Linked DNA regions of Homo sapiens: all the other regions are linked to region 3. A link is an interaction called in ENCODE POLR2A ChIA-PET data of the cell type or tissue named here. Cell type or tissue: PC-9. All regions are shown on one strand.

Region 1 (4,000 bases), 230 kb after region 3:
GGATTACAGGCGTGAGCCACCGCGCCCGGCCGCATTTTTATAAGAAATTATCCATGGAGGGAGCTTGACATTCCCAACCCTCCAAAAGTTCCTTCACCTGCACTGAACAAGCAGTTAAAAAACAAGACCATTCCTTAAATCGGAGCAGCTCTCCTGACAGCTGTTTACATTAATTAAGGTTTGGTCTCACAGGTCTGGGAGAGAGGGAGAAAGAGAGGCGGGGGAAGAGGGGAGGGAGAAGAGGTAACAGGGAAAGAAGTGGCCCAAGCTGAGAAAAATCTTGGAAGCGCATTCACCTGGGGTACCCTTCAGAAAGATGCCCGCCTCTTTCCCGAGGGCACCACCTTGCCTCTCCCGCCCACAGCTCCGTGGTGGTACAGCAAGCACTGCTCCCGCTGCCGGGCTGCCTGCAACTGTAATGTGTTATTTAATTTTGTAACTACTATTAAGAGCTCTCCAGCGTTTTTGTGATGCGCTGGAATGAAAGACGCTCCATAAAATGAGGTTTATTATTAGTAGTATTATAGCTCCCGGGCCTAAAATAAAGCAGAATTATAACCACATACACACTTCAAAGGGAAAATCCGAAGCCACAAGCTTCTCAAACATTGCCAAGCGGGCAGGGGATGGGCGGGGGCGGCGGTGCAGAGGGGCTCCAATCCGGCGCCCCCCACTCCCACCAACCCCACCAGCTCTCCCAGCACCCACCATTCACCCTGCCTGGTGGGGTCAGCGCCCGCAGCCCGGGCTCGCCCCCGGCCGCAGCTTCCTCTGGTGGTGGAGGGTCTGGGGTCGGACCTGATCCCTCTCGGCCTCCCCTCGCCCACCAGCTCTCTAGTGGCTCCCGCACTGCCCCGCAGGCTGCCTCACTCTCAGCCCTAGCCTCTCCGCCTGGTTTCTAATTCCCTTGCAGGAGCCTCAGTTTCCTCCCGTCTCCCACCTTGACTTTTTTTTTTTTTTTTTTAATCCAGAACGAAGCTCATTCCTCTGCGATCCCTCACATCGGAGGGCTGCTCCCCTCCTCCCCGGTCCGGGACTTGCCAGCCCAGCCCAGGTCTCCTCGGCCACTTTTCACCCGGCCTGGGGCGCCTCTCCCCTCAGCCCGGGGGTCCCGCTGGCGCCCGGCGGCTTCCTCTCCTCCATCCCTTTCCTCCGCGGCCCGGGTCTCCCCTCCGCCCCCGGTCTCCTCAGGCTAGCCTCCGGCCGGGACCCTCCACCCCGTCCTCTCCTCAGTCCGGGTCTCCCCTCTCTCGCGTCGCCCTCAGCCAATCCCCCGCCCGGCCCGGCGCGCCAGCGGCTCACCCGCAGACTCCCCGGTGTTGATCCAGTCCGGGTTGGCGATGCTGGCGATGGCGAAGATATCGGCGGCCAGAAAGAGACATCCTGAGATGATGGTCAGTTTATCCATCTCCCCGCCCCGCTCCCCCCACCCCCCGAGCCCCGGACAGGCAGCGGCCTCACGCCTCCCGCCCCATGGGCCGCCGCCGGGGCCCGGAGTCCCCGCGCCGCTGCCTCGCGCCCCCTCGGCCCCCGCGCGCCGCTCGCGCCCTCCGCGCGCCCGGGACCAGCAGCCGCGGCGCGGCCCGCACAGACGGAACCGCCGCCCGCCCCGGAACTGCTCGGCCCGCCCGCCCCTCACCCGGAAGCGAAGCCGCGGCGTTGGCGAGGCCGGTCCCGGCTCCCCAGCCGCCGCGCCCCAGCTCCGTCCTCCCGGCTCGGCCGGCCGCCCTGGGCCCCTCCCCGCACCGCCCGCCTCTACGTTCTGGACCCGGACCCGACCGGCCCGGCTCCGGTCCCTGCCCGGGTCCCGGTCTCTTCTGGCAGGCCACGCCACCTCTTGGCTTTCTGCCCACTAATAAGATTGTTGATGTTGATGACTGGGCACAGGCTGCGGCCCCTCCTGAGCCCCTCAGAAGCAAAACTGGAATGAGAGTGGGGAGCTGCCCGTCTTCCAGCAGGAGGCGGGCCCCGACTCCCGCCGAGCGACTCCGGGCCCCGCGCGGTCCCTGTCACCTTGTATTCTCATTGCCCGTTCCGCGGCCGTCAGCTCCCAGGATTGCCCCATTTAGCAAATAGCTTTCGACAACCCCTCTTCGTCAGACGTTGTAGGTGCAGAGGTGCTGGAGTGGACAGAGGCAAGGCGCCCGCTCTTGGGGAGCTCACGTTCTGGTGGGAAGAGACAGAAACACATTAAGAACCTATCTGTAAAATAAAGATAATTTCAGGTGCAGATCCCTGAATTCAATGGAGGTCAGTGTGATGGGAGTCGGAGCGATACCTGCGATAGGGAAGGATGCATTTCCGCTGAGACCATCACGATCGTAAAGATCTGCACTTTGAAGACCTGGCGCAAGACCAGACAGAGGGAACAGCCAATGCAAAGATCATTAGGGGAGGGGGGCAGAAAGAGATCAGCGTGTCCAAGGAATTGCAAAATGGCCTGTGTGGCAGGAGAGTAGTATGACAAGAGGTAGGCAGAGGCTAGGTGTAGGGCTTTGGGGGCCTTGGATTTTGTTCTGAGTGCAATGAGAAGGCAATGGAGGGTGTTTGCAGAATCCCATGATCTTACTTAATCTGTGAAGATCCATAGTGTAGCTTGTATGGGGGAAAGGCAAAGATGACAACAGGGACGCCAGTTAAGAGGCCAAGTAGTCCACGAGAGAGAAGTGTAGCTTTGGCTAGGGTGAGAGTAGTGAAGATGGAGAGGAATGGACAGATTTGGATGTTTTGTAGATAGAGGGAAGGACCTGCTGATAATGGGGAAGGAGTTGAAAGAGAACTCAAGAATAAGTTTTTGACCTGAGCAACCAGGTGTTATGATCCCGTTTACTGAGTTGTGTGTGCAGCGTCTTAAGTTGGATGAATAAACAGGAAAATAAGGCATTTGCATAATTTGTCAGCATATGCTATGGTGGAGGTTTTCTTTTCTTCCACAGCTCATGGGCCGAATCACCACTAACCCTGACGTTTGATCCAGCTCTCCCTAATGGTACTCCGTGCAGCAGATGGAGATGAAACACTCATTTTCTCCTTAAATGCCACATAGGTCGTCTCTAGAAGGACCTAGAAGAGTGACATCTGTCTCTATTTTTGGAATGCTTACATGTCCACAAAATTCAGGAGGTTTCAAATTCCACCAAATCCAACAGCCTTGCAGAAATGTGCAACAGAGTATCAGTGTCACTACATAGCTGGGAGAAGGAAGGGTTTGATTGCTGGTCTATATTGACTTTTCTGTCCAAACATTGGTCTCTTGGGGGAAAGGTTTTTTTTTTTTGTTATTATACAATTTATTTTTCCTCTGCCACAGAAATTGACACAAGATAATTCATATACTCCAAGGATCCAGATATAATGCATATCACATTACTGCAATAGTCTTCAGTTTCTTTTTTCTTTTCTTCTTTTTTTAAATAAGTACTGGAGAAATTTAATTGAGTCATATTTGGCTTCTTGTTGGGGTTTTCTATTGCCCAGTGATAGAAGAAACTGTAACTATACAGGACTAAATTCCCAGATAATATCCACTGATGTTCTCTACTGGCCAGCTTAGAAGAATCCTAGGGCTGAATGTTTGAACAGTTTGCACATATTCTAACTCCAGCTGAATAGAATGATGATGATTGGGTTCTTGTGTTTACAATAAATACAAGTAGCCAAGCGTGGTGGTTTGCACCTATAATCCCAGCTACTCCAGAAGCTGAGGTGGGAGGATCACTTGAGTCCAGCAGTTCAAGACCAGCCTGGACAACACAGTGAGACCCCTGTCTCTAATAAATAAAATAAATAAATAATACAGTTCTTCCTTTTACCCTTTACAAATGGTTCTGGGTCTAAGATTAAAGCACAAGAACAACCAGTATTGAGTTAAAAGAATTTAAAACATTTTTATCATACTAATGGCTGCACATCAGTACAGAGAATAGTCACCTATCCCAAACCTTCCTACCATCCAGAATGGGAGGTGGGGTTGGCAGGGGCCAAACTGTTTACAGATTTC
Region 2 (4,000 bases), 95 kb before region 3:
CACGGTCAGACCGACTGGCGTTTCGACCATCAAATTAGGTACGTTCACGGCCTAAGAAAAGCTGGGATGCAGGGTCCATGACTACACCACACACACGCAAGGCGCTGCTGCTTCCACTCACATTTCTGGGCACTGGACACCTGTGACCCTCCCCATCACAGTATGACTAGAGGCAAAATGACCAATTTCTTTAACCTAAAAGTCCAGGACCTGACATCTGACAAGGAATCCTTTTGATTCCTGCTGCCAGAGGCCGCCTGAGAAATGTGCTTCACCAGTGCTCTATAAGCCTGGCTGGATCAGAGTTGCTCAGGAAGCTTTACAGAAATTCAGATACCTAGGACAGTACCGCATACCTACTGAACAGAACTGAATCTATGTTTTTTTTTTTTTTCTTTCTGAGACACAGTCTTGCTCTGTCGCCCAGTCTGGAGTGCAGTGGTGCAATCTCGGTTCACTGCAACCTCTCTCTCCCAGGTTCAAGCAATTCTGTCTCAGCCTCCCACGACTATGGGCATTTTTAGTAGAGATGGGGTTTCACCATATTGGTCAGGCTGGTGTCAAACTCCCAACCTCAGGTGATCCACCCACCTTGGCCTCCCAAAGTGCTGGGATTACAGGCGTGAGCCACTACGCCCAGCCTGTATTTTTTAAAAGATGATTCTGATGGAGCTGGCTCACAGACTGGCATCTGGGAACCACTGGTTTAGGTTCAAACTATTGGCACATACAGCTTATTTTGTTAGCGTACAGAGTTGGAGCAGGATATTTAAAACCGAGTGTGCCAGAAAATCTGAAATGTGTGGCTGCACTTTGGGTGCACATGTCCCCCAAGGCCTCCAACGCTGCAGGAAACCCCCCTGGCTCTTCGGGAAGATGGCAGCAAAGTTCACCTCACCTGATCACTCATGTCTCCAGACTCCCAGAGGGCAAACACCTTCTGCTCATCCGGGGAAGCAGCAGTCTGGGGGGGAAACTGACCAAGGCCCAGGGGTGAGTTGCTTGTCCATCTCTACCCCATGGATCCATTTGCTTGCCTCATCCCTCCCTGTCTGCCCCAGCCCAGATGCAGGAACATGGGTTCCAATCCCAGCTTCTGCTACTCACCATCTCTGAGGGCCTTGGGCAGCCACAAACCTGTGCCTCTCACCTCACCATGGGGAGGAGGCCAGCACACCCCCCAGGGCCTGACAGGGCTTCAGCGAGAGGGGGAGTGTGATGGGCCCAGTGAAATGCCCGGCTTCGAGTCTGCAGATATCCTCCGTACAGTGGGGAAGCTGCGTCTGTTTCCCATCAGCCTGGCACCAACTCAACTGTGCTTTAACACCCAGAGTCCTCCCTCCTGAAGATGCCAACCCTGATGGAGGGGCGCCCCCTTCCCCATAACTCTTGGGGTACCCTGGGGGTTCTTTTCAACTGCTTCCCACATGTACCATGTCAGTGTGGGTTAGAGGCACTGCCTGACTCCCAAGCAATCCAGGCCACTTGGTCCAAAGGTAGACCAGGACAAGTGTGACACAGGCCTGGGTCCTGGAGAGAAGGGGACAGGGGAGGGGGCATCTGGGATGGTAGTTTCCAGTCCTGGTTCCATCACACAAGTAGCAATAATGGTTACTACCAGTAAAAGCCCTGTGAGGCCTCCAATACACATTTGCATTTGAGCATTAGAAACTGGGGAGGTAGTACATGGGGAAAAGTAAGCTCAGAGAGGTTTGCTCACTGTCCATGGTCACACAGCTAATAAGCAGCAGAACCAGGAGTTCAAGTCAAGTTCTCGATCTATTCACTTGCCCTGGACCTCAGCTCCCTCATGTACAACACAGAGGTGGCTGGGATCGGAGGTCTCTTACGTCTTGGATGTGACTACAATACAGTCTCCTTGTCAGGATGGCAAGGAGAGCATTACAGTTAGGGCCATGGTGTCTCCTGGAGACGCTGGCCCCACCCCAAAGCAACATGGACAGAGGGGGTCCGGAAGGAGGGGTGAGGGTGTCTGAGGGTGGCCATGTCCCACCCCTCACCTCTGTCCACTCCAGCGGCCCAAAACAACTAATGTCAGGCAGGTGTCCTGCCTGTCCTGGCCCAGCTCATGAAGAAAGGTGAGCTTGTGGAGACCCAGACCCATGTGCTGGGTGGGCAGGAGCTCCGAACTCTGCCAGTACCTCCCACAGGGGGCTGCCTGCCAGCAGGGCCGATCCCCTGAGACAGCCTAGGCTCCACAAGGCCTCCTGTCCTAGTTTCTATTCCTCATACACAGGGATGGGCCTTGGCCTCAGATCATCACCCAAGGCTGCAGGCCCGCTCCTGACCTTGGCAATGAAAACATCAATGCTTTCTTAGAGACCACCACAGCCCCACCTCACCCCATTTTGCTGCCAGGTCTGGGCAGAGCCTTGTGGAAAAGGAGCACGGGAAAGGCGTGCCTCAGGCAGCACCTGGCGCTCTCTATCCTCAGCGCAGGGAAACGGTCCCCAGCAAGCACTCTGCTCCCCCGTCAGGGCCCCTCCCAGTGACAGAAAAGCAGCCCAGGGGGAAGGGGCAGGAGGCTTGCAATACCACACTCAAGGCCTGGCACTGGAAGTGCTGAGAGCACAGCGCTGAGCTGGTCAGCTTGCTTCTGATGCACAGGGAGGCCGCCAGGACCCAGGCCCAAGCTGGGGCGTGGCGCAGCTGTGGGGAAGCAGCTCATCTTAGCTGAGCAGAAAGGATTCAAAACTCCAGGCCACTATACTGAGGTCCAAATTCCAGCTCTACTACCTCCTAGGTAGTGACCTTTAAACGTACATTTCATTCCTTGGAGCCTCAGTTTCTTCATCTGCAGATTGCAAAGAAGATCAAACGATCTTAGAAGTTAAATCATTCCAAACAATGGCAAAGCTAGTAGGAAACAGGTGTTCTTGGTGGGGGACAGGGTGAGAAACCAGGCAGGGGCCCTGTTTCACTAGGCCCTGCTGCAGGCCAGGCAATAGGCCGGGCCTTCAGACACCGTATTTAGCCCCTACCACAGTCCTGTGACATAAAACCCAACATGATCCCATTTCATGAGAATAGAGCCTCAGAGAGGCTGACTTGCCCATGTCACACCTAGGCCCACGTGAGAGCAGATGCTCACCAAGCATGGCCTCCCGTGTCCCCACGTGGCCTCCCAACAGCTGGTTCTCCCCACCCCCCACCCCCCATGCCCCTGGCAGGCAGGGCTCTACTTACAGGCACCAGTATCTGCTTGCAACCGGCGGCCAGCACCGTGTCCTGTAGCATGCGGTCCGAGATGCCGCTGAAGAGTGTGTGGCCGGGGGGCAGGCTGGCCAAGTGCAGATTGAAGAGGCGCTTGAGTTCGCTCAGCGTGAGCACAAACTGTCTCTGAAAGGTGGCCTCCACGAAGGCCTTCAGTTCCCGAGCCACAGGGGTGCTGGCGCAGCCCTGGGGCGGGTGCCCGTTGAAGCTGTCTGTGCCCGCAGCCCGCCCGAGAGGCAGCCCGTTGGCCAGCTTGCTGTGGAGGCCGCTGGGGGAAGTGTCCATGGGCTCCTCCTCCGCCTCCTGCTCCTCGTCCTCCTCGCCCTCCTCGCTCACGGGCTCCTCCTTGATCCGCACACCGGGCGGGACCGCAGGCACCCGCAGCTGCTCCTTCCGCCGCTGCAGCTCCCGCTCCAGCAACGCGTGGTTCTGCTGGGCCTTGGTTTTGGCTACTTGGATCCGCTGGTCCCCACAGACCAGCCCGGCAGGCCCTGCGGGGAGGGAGGCAGCACTGCTCAGGAGGGCACAGGGATCTGAAGCCAAAAGCCCAGCAGGGGACCGCGGGGCTGCAGCAAGTGGTCCCGTCCTGGTCTCATCCCCAACCTTTCTCGAAAATCAGCCACCCCATCAGTGGAAGAGAGAACCGTCCCAGCGTGCCGAGAGTCATGCGGGGAAGGGTGCTGCTGAGTTCCTCCCCCCAGCAGCTCTTCCGGGCCCGCTTGTTGACCCAAGAGGGTGAGTGAGCCTCAGAGACCTGGAACCCAGA
Region 3 (4,000 bases):
TGTATATTAGAGCGTGATGGCTAAGGGGTATAGAATTTAGTTTTTGGGTAAAATGTTCTAAAAGTGGTTGTGGTGATGGATGCATAATTTTATGAATATACTCAAAGGCTTTGAATAGTACATTTTAAATGGGTAAATTGTATGGCATGTGAATTATATTTCCAAAAACTGCTAAAATTTTTTTTTTTTTTTCCTGTTGCCCAGGCTGGAGTGCAGTGGTGCGATCTTGGCTCACTGCAACCTCCGCCTCCCGGGTTCAAGTGATTCCCCTGCCTCAGCCTCCTGAGTAGCTGGGACTACAGTCTCACACCACCACGCCCAGATAATTTTTGTATTTTTAGTAGAGATGAAGTTTCACCATATTGGTCAGGCTGGTCTCCAACTCCTGACCTCAGGTGATCCACCAGCCTCGGCCTCCCAAGGCAATCATTATTCTTTGATCATGCTGTTAGAGCTGCCCTCAGTGGGTTACAAGTATGAGTGTAATCACCAAAGTTGGCCAAATAAGGGCATGGGAAGCAGGTGTACCCACCCATCATGGGGGGCACACACGATGGTGTAACCTCTTTGAGGAGCAACCGACAACACCTATCCCAGTTTAAACACACAAACGTTTTGCCTAGCCAGTTCACCTCTGGGGGGGGTCCTCTGGTGGGCACGCCCATTCATGGGTGCAAAGACACATGCACAAGGAAGTGCTGTTTGTGGCAGGACAAGACTGGAAATAACCTACATACCCTACAAGGAGGGGCTGGCTACATTTATTATGGTGCTTCCAACAATGAAATGATATTCAGCCATTAAATAACCAACAACAGGCTGGGCATGGTGGTGCATGCCTGTGGTCCCAGCTACTCGGGAGGCTGAGGTGGGAGGATCACTTGAGCCCAGGATTTCAATGCAGTGAGCTATGATCACACCACTGCACTTCTGCCTGGGCAACCCTATCTCAAAAGAAATTTTTTTAAATAAGGTGATCTATGTGTATTGATGTGGAATGAGCTCTGAGATATTCTCAGATCAGGAAAATATTTTTTTGCCAGGGGGCAGGGGAGAGGGTCTCGCTCTGTTGCCTAGGCTAAAGGGCAGTGGTGCAATCTCTCACTGCAGCCTCTGCCTCCCAGGTTCAAGTGATTCTCCTGCCTCAGCCTGTGGAGTAGCTGGGATTATAGGTGCCCACCTCCATGCCCGGCTATTTTTTTTTTTTTTGTATTTTTAGTAGAGACGGGGTTTCACCATGTTGGCCAGGGTGGTCTCGAACTCCTGACCTCAAGTGATCTACCTGCCTCGGCCGCCAAAAGTCCTAGGATTACAGACATGAGCCAGTGCACCTGGCTGAAAATAATATTTAAAAATAAAATTTCCCACCTTAATAACAAATTAAAAACATGTATTTGCTCCCTATGCTTATTCTAGAAAATGTAGAAATGACAGAGAAGGAGAAAAGGAACACAGTCCCTCCTAATCCAATCCAAAGACAATTCCTGCTGCCCTGGTGATGTGCTTCCCCTCAGGCCTTGGCTGTATGTGTACGTGCGAGTTTCACAGAGCTATAATCATGCTGTATTCTTTTTAGATTTAACTCTGGAGCAGAGGCACTTTCCCACGTTATCATAAACTCTATAAACATCTTTGGATGACTGCCTGATATTCTATGGAGAGGGCGGCCCCCTGAATGGTTCTGCCACGTCTCCACGGGAGCTTGGGCAGAAGGCTGGGCTTGACAGCGATAGAATCTGACCTTTCACAATCCACACCCAATACCTGCTGGGTGTGTTCCTTGGAGGGAGGCCAGCGGGCCATTTTGGTTAAACAATCCAAGTTTCCAGGTCACAGTGCGTTAAAAAAAAAACCACTTAGGTTTATGGGATGCTGAGGGAACAAAGGTTGGAAAGCTGAGCTGTTGTCTCCCTCTGAAGCCACCCCTGGCAACACTAACCCAACAGAGCCTGCTTTCGATAACCTAGAAAGTAAGCAATGAAGTGCCAACTCCCGTCCACACACAGTCAAACATTTTATCAAGTCCTACTACGCAGGACCAAGGGAATGGAGGTCGCATCAGACACAACCCTACTCTTGCAGTCAGGTGCTGACTCAAACAAAGAACGACACTGGAGAATGACTCACACACATAAAGGTCTGCTAAGAGCCCCACGGAAGGCAGAGCAGAAAGCCTGGAAAGGTTGTCTTCAATCTGGGCTCTGGGCCAGGCTCAATCGCTTATGCTTGTAATCCCAACACTTTGGGAAGCTGAGGCAGGAGGACTGCTTGAGGCCAGGAGTTCAAGACCAGCCTGGGCAACGTAATGAGACCCCATCGTTCCAAAAAAAAATTAAGAAGTTGGCCAAGTGTGGTGGTGCACGCCTGTGGTCTCAGCTACTCAGGAGGCTGAGGTGGGAGGATCGCTCAAGCCCAGGAGTTAGAGGCTGCAGTGAGTTATGATCATGCCACTGTACTCCAGCCTGGGCAACACAGCAAGACCTTGTCTTTAAAATTAAAAAAATAAAAATTAAAGCTGGGTTCTGAAGGAGGCAGAACTGTAATTTTGATAGACCAGGACATCAGTTGAAAGAAATTTTATAAGGCAGAGGTGTGAAAAAGGGAAGCCCATTCCAGGAGCTTCCAGATGTGTGTGAGTGGAGGGGATGAACAGAGCCTAGAAAGGTCCTGGAGCGGAGGGACCTAGAAGACACTCCCATCCTGGTGATGAAGCTTTTTTTTTTTTTTTTTTTTTTGTTTGTTTAAGACAGAGTTTCGCTCTCGTTGCCCAGGCTGGAGTGCAATGGCGCGATCTTGGCTCACTGCAACCTCAGCCTCCCAGGTTCAAGTGATTCTCCTGGCTCAGCCTCCTGAGTAGCTGGGATTACAGGCATGTGCCACCATGCCTGGCTAATTTTTGTATTTTTAGTAGTGACAGGGTATCACCATGTAGGTCAGGCTGGTCTCAAACTCCTGACCTCGTGATCCACCTGCCCCAGCCTCCCAAAGTGCTGGGATTACAGGTGTGAGCCACCGTGCCCGGCCAGAAGTGATGAGTTTTGAGGAGGGGGTATTTATCAATGTATTTGAGGAAGAGGAAGTTACCTGGTTATTTTACTTTATTTTTCTTAACAACATCTTTTTCTCCACATAAGTGATACATATGTGTAACTTTAAAAGTTTAAAATGTTTAAAAAATATACAAAGCCCCCCTTTAATGGTACCTCTCCCATAGAGAGAACTGCCACTAACTGCTGGGTGCAAACTTCCCCTTCAAATGGTTTTTGCTATGCAGATACCAATATATATGTATATACATTTTTAATAAAAATAGGATCAGGTCGGGCGTGGTGGCTCATGCCTGTAATCCCAGCACTTTGGGAGGTCGAGGTGGGTGGATCACGAGGTCAGGAGTTCAAGACCAGCCTGGCCAACGTGGTGAAACCCCCGTCTCTACTAAATATACAAAAAATAAATAAATAAATAAACAAATAAAAAATTAGCAAGGCGTGGTGGCGGGCGGCTGTAATCCCAGCTATTCGGAAGGCTGAGGCAGGAGAATTGCTTCAACCTGGGAAGCAGAGGTTGCAGTGAGCCGAGATTGCACCACTGCACTCCAGCCTGGGTGATGGAGCAAGACTCTGTCTCAGAAAAGAAAAAAAAAAGCATCATACTATATTTCAACTTGCTTTTTAACTTAACTACATATATAAAAATGCTAACATTTTTTGACTTTATTATGGACCAGGCTTGTGCCAAAGGCTCTTTATGGATTTGCACACACACATACTATATGTAATAGTAGGCACTGTTTTAGAGTGAAATCATGGCCAGGCGTGGTGGCTCACTCCTGTAATCCCCCTTTGGGAAGCTGAAGTGGGATGATTGTTTGAGCCCAGGAGTTCAAGACCAGCCTAAGCAACATAGTATGAGACCCTCTCTCTACAAAAAAATGTAAAACAATAACAACAACAAAAAAGGTCAAATCACATAGAATCATCTTCATCTTTGGACTAGCCTG

Evidence for each region. Peaks named below come from ENCODE experiments on the same cell type or tissue, not always from the same donor. Only the 100,000 strongest peaks of a DNase experiment are listed, where the experiment ranks them.
Region 1: POLR2A ChIA-PET joins it to region 3 with 11 read pairs; 8 of 35 experiments call an interaction of 5 or more read pairs at or near these places.
Region 2: POLR2A ChIA-PET joins it to region 3 with 10 read pairs; 3 of 35 experiments call an interaction of 5 or more read pairs at or near these places.

The regions. Positions count from the first base shown.
Region 1 is chr16:22,005,710-22,009,709 of GRCh38, reverse strand. It overlaps MOSMO (modulator of smoothened), which reads right to left and starts at 1,599. Exons shown (of 3, transcript NM_001164579.2): 1 at 1,303-1,599. The coding sequence starts at 1,408. RefSeq lists a silencer at 1,568-1,807. In PC-9, no CTCF peak of the experiment used is centred here; a DNase peak (open chromatin) is centred at 2,089; H3K4me3 peaks cover 2,596 bases; H3K27ac peaks cover 649 bases.
Region 2 is chr16:22,325,486-22,329,485 of GRCh38, reverse strand. It overlaps POLR3E (RNA polymerase III subunit E), which reads right to left. Exons shown (of 21, transcript NM_018119.4): 18 at 3,208-3,725; 19 at 899-976. Among named protein-coding and RNA genes, the nearest start is that of POLR3E, 30 kb to the right of the region's middle. In PC-9, no CTCF peak of the experiment used is centred here; no DNase peak of the experiment used is centred here.
Region 3 is chr16:22,230,734-22,234,733 of GRCh38, reverse strand. The region is part of intron 2 of EEF2K (eukaryotic elongation factor 2 kinase); the gene reads right to left. Among named protein-coding and RNA genes, the nearest start is that of EEF2K, 26 kb to the right of the region's middle. In PC-9, no CTCF peak of the experiment used is centred here; DNase peaks (open chromatin) are centred at 1,773 and 2,073; H3K4me3 peaks cover 867 bases; H3K27ac peaks cover 2,513 bases.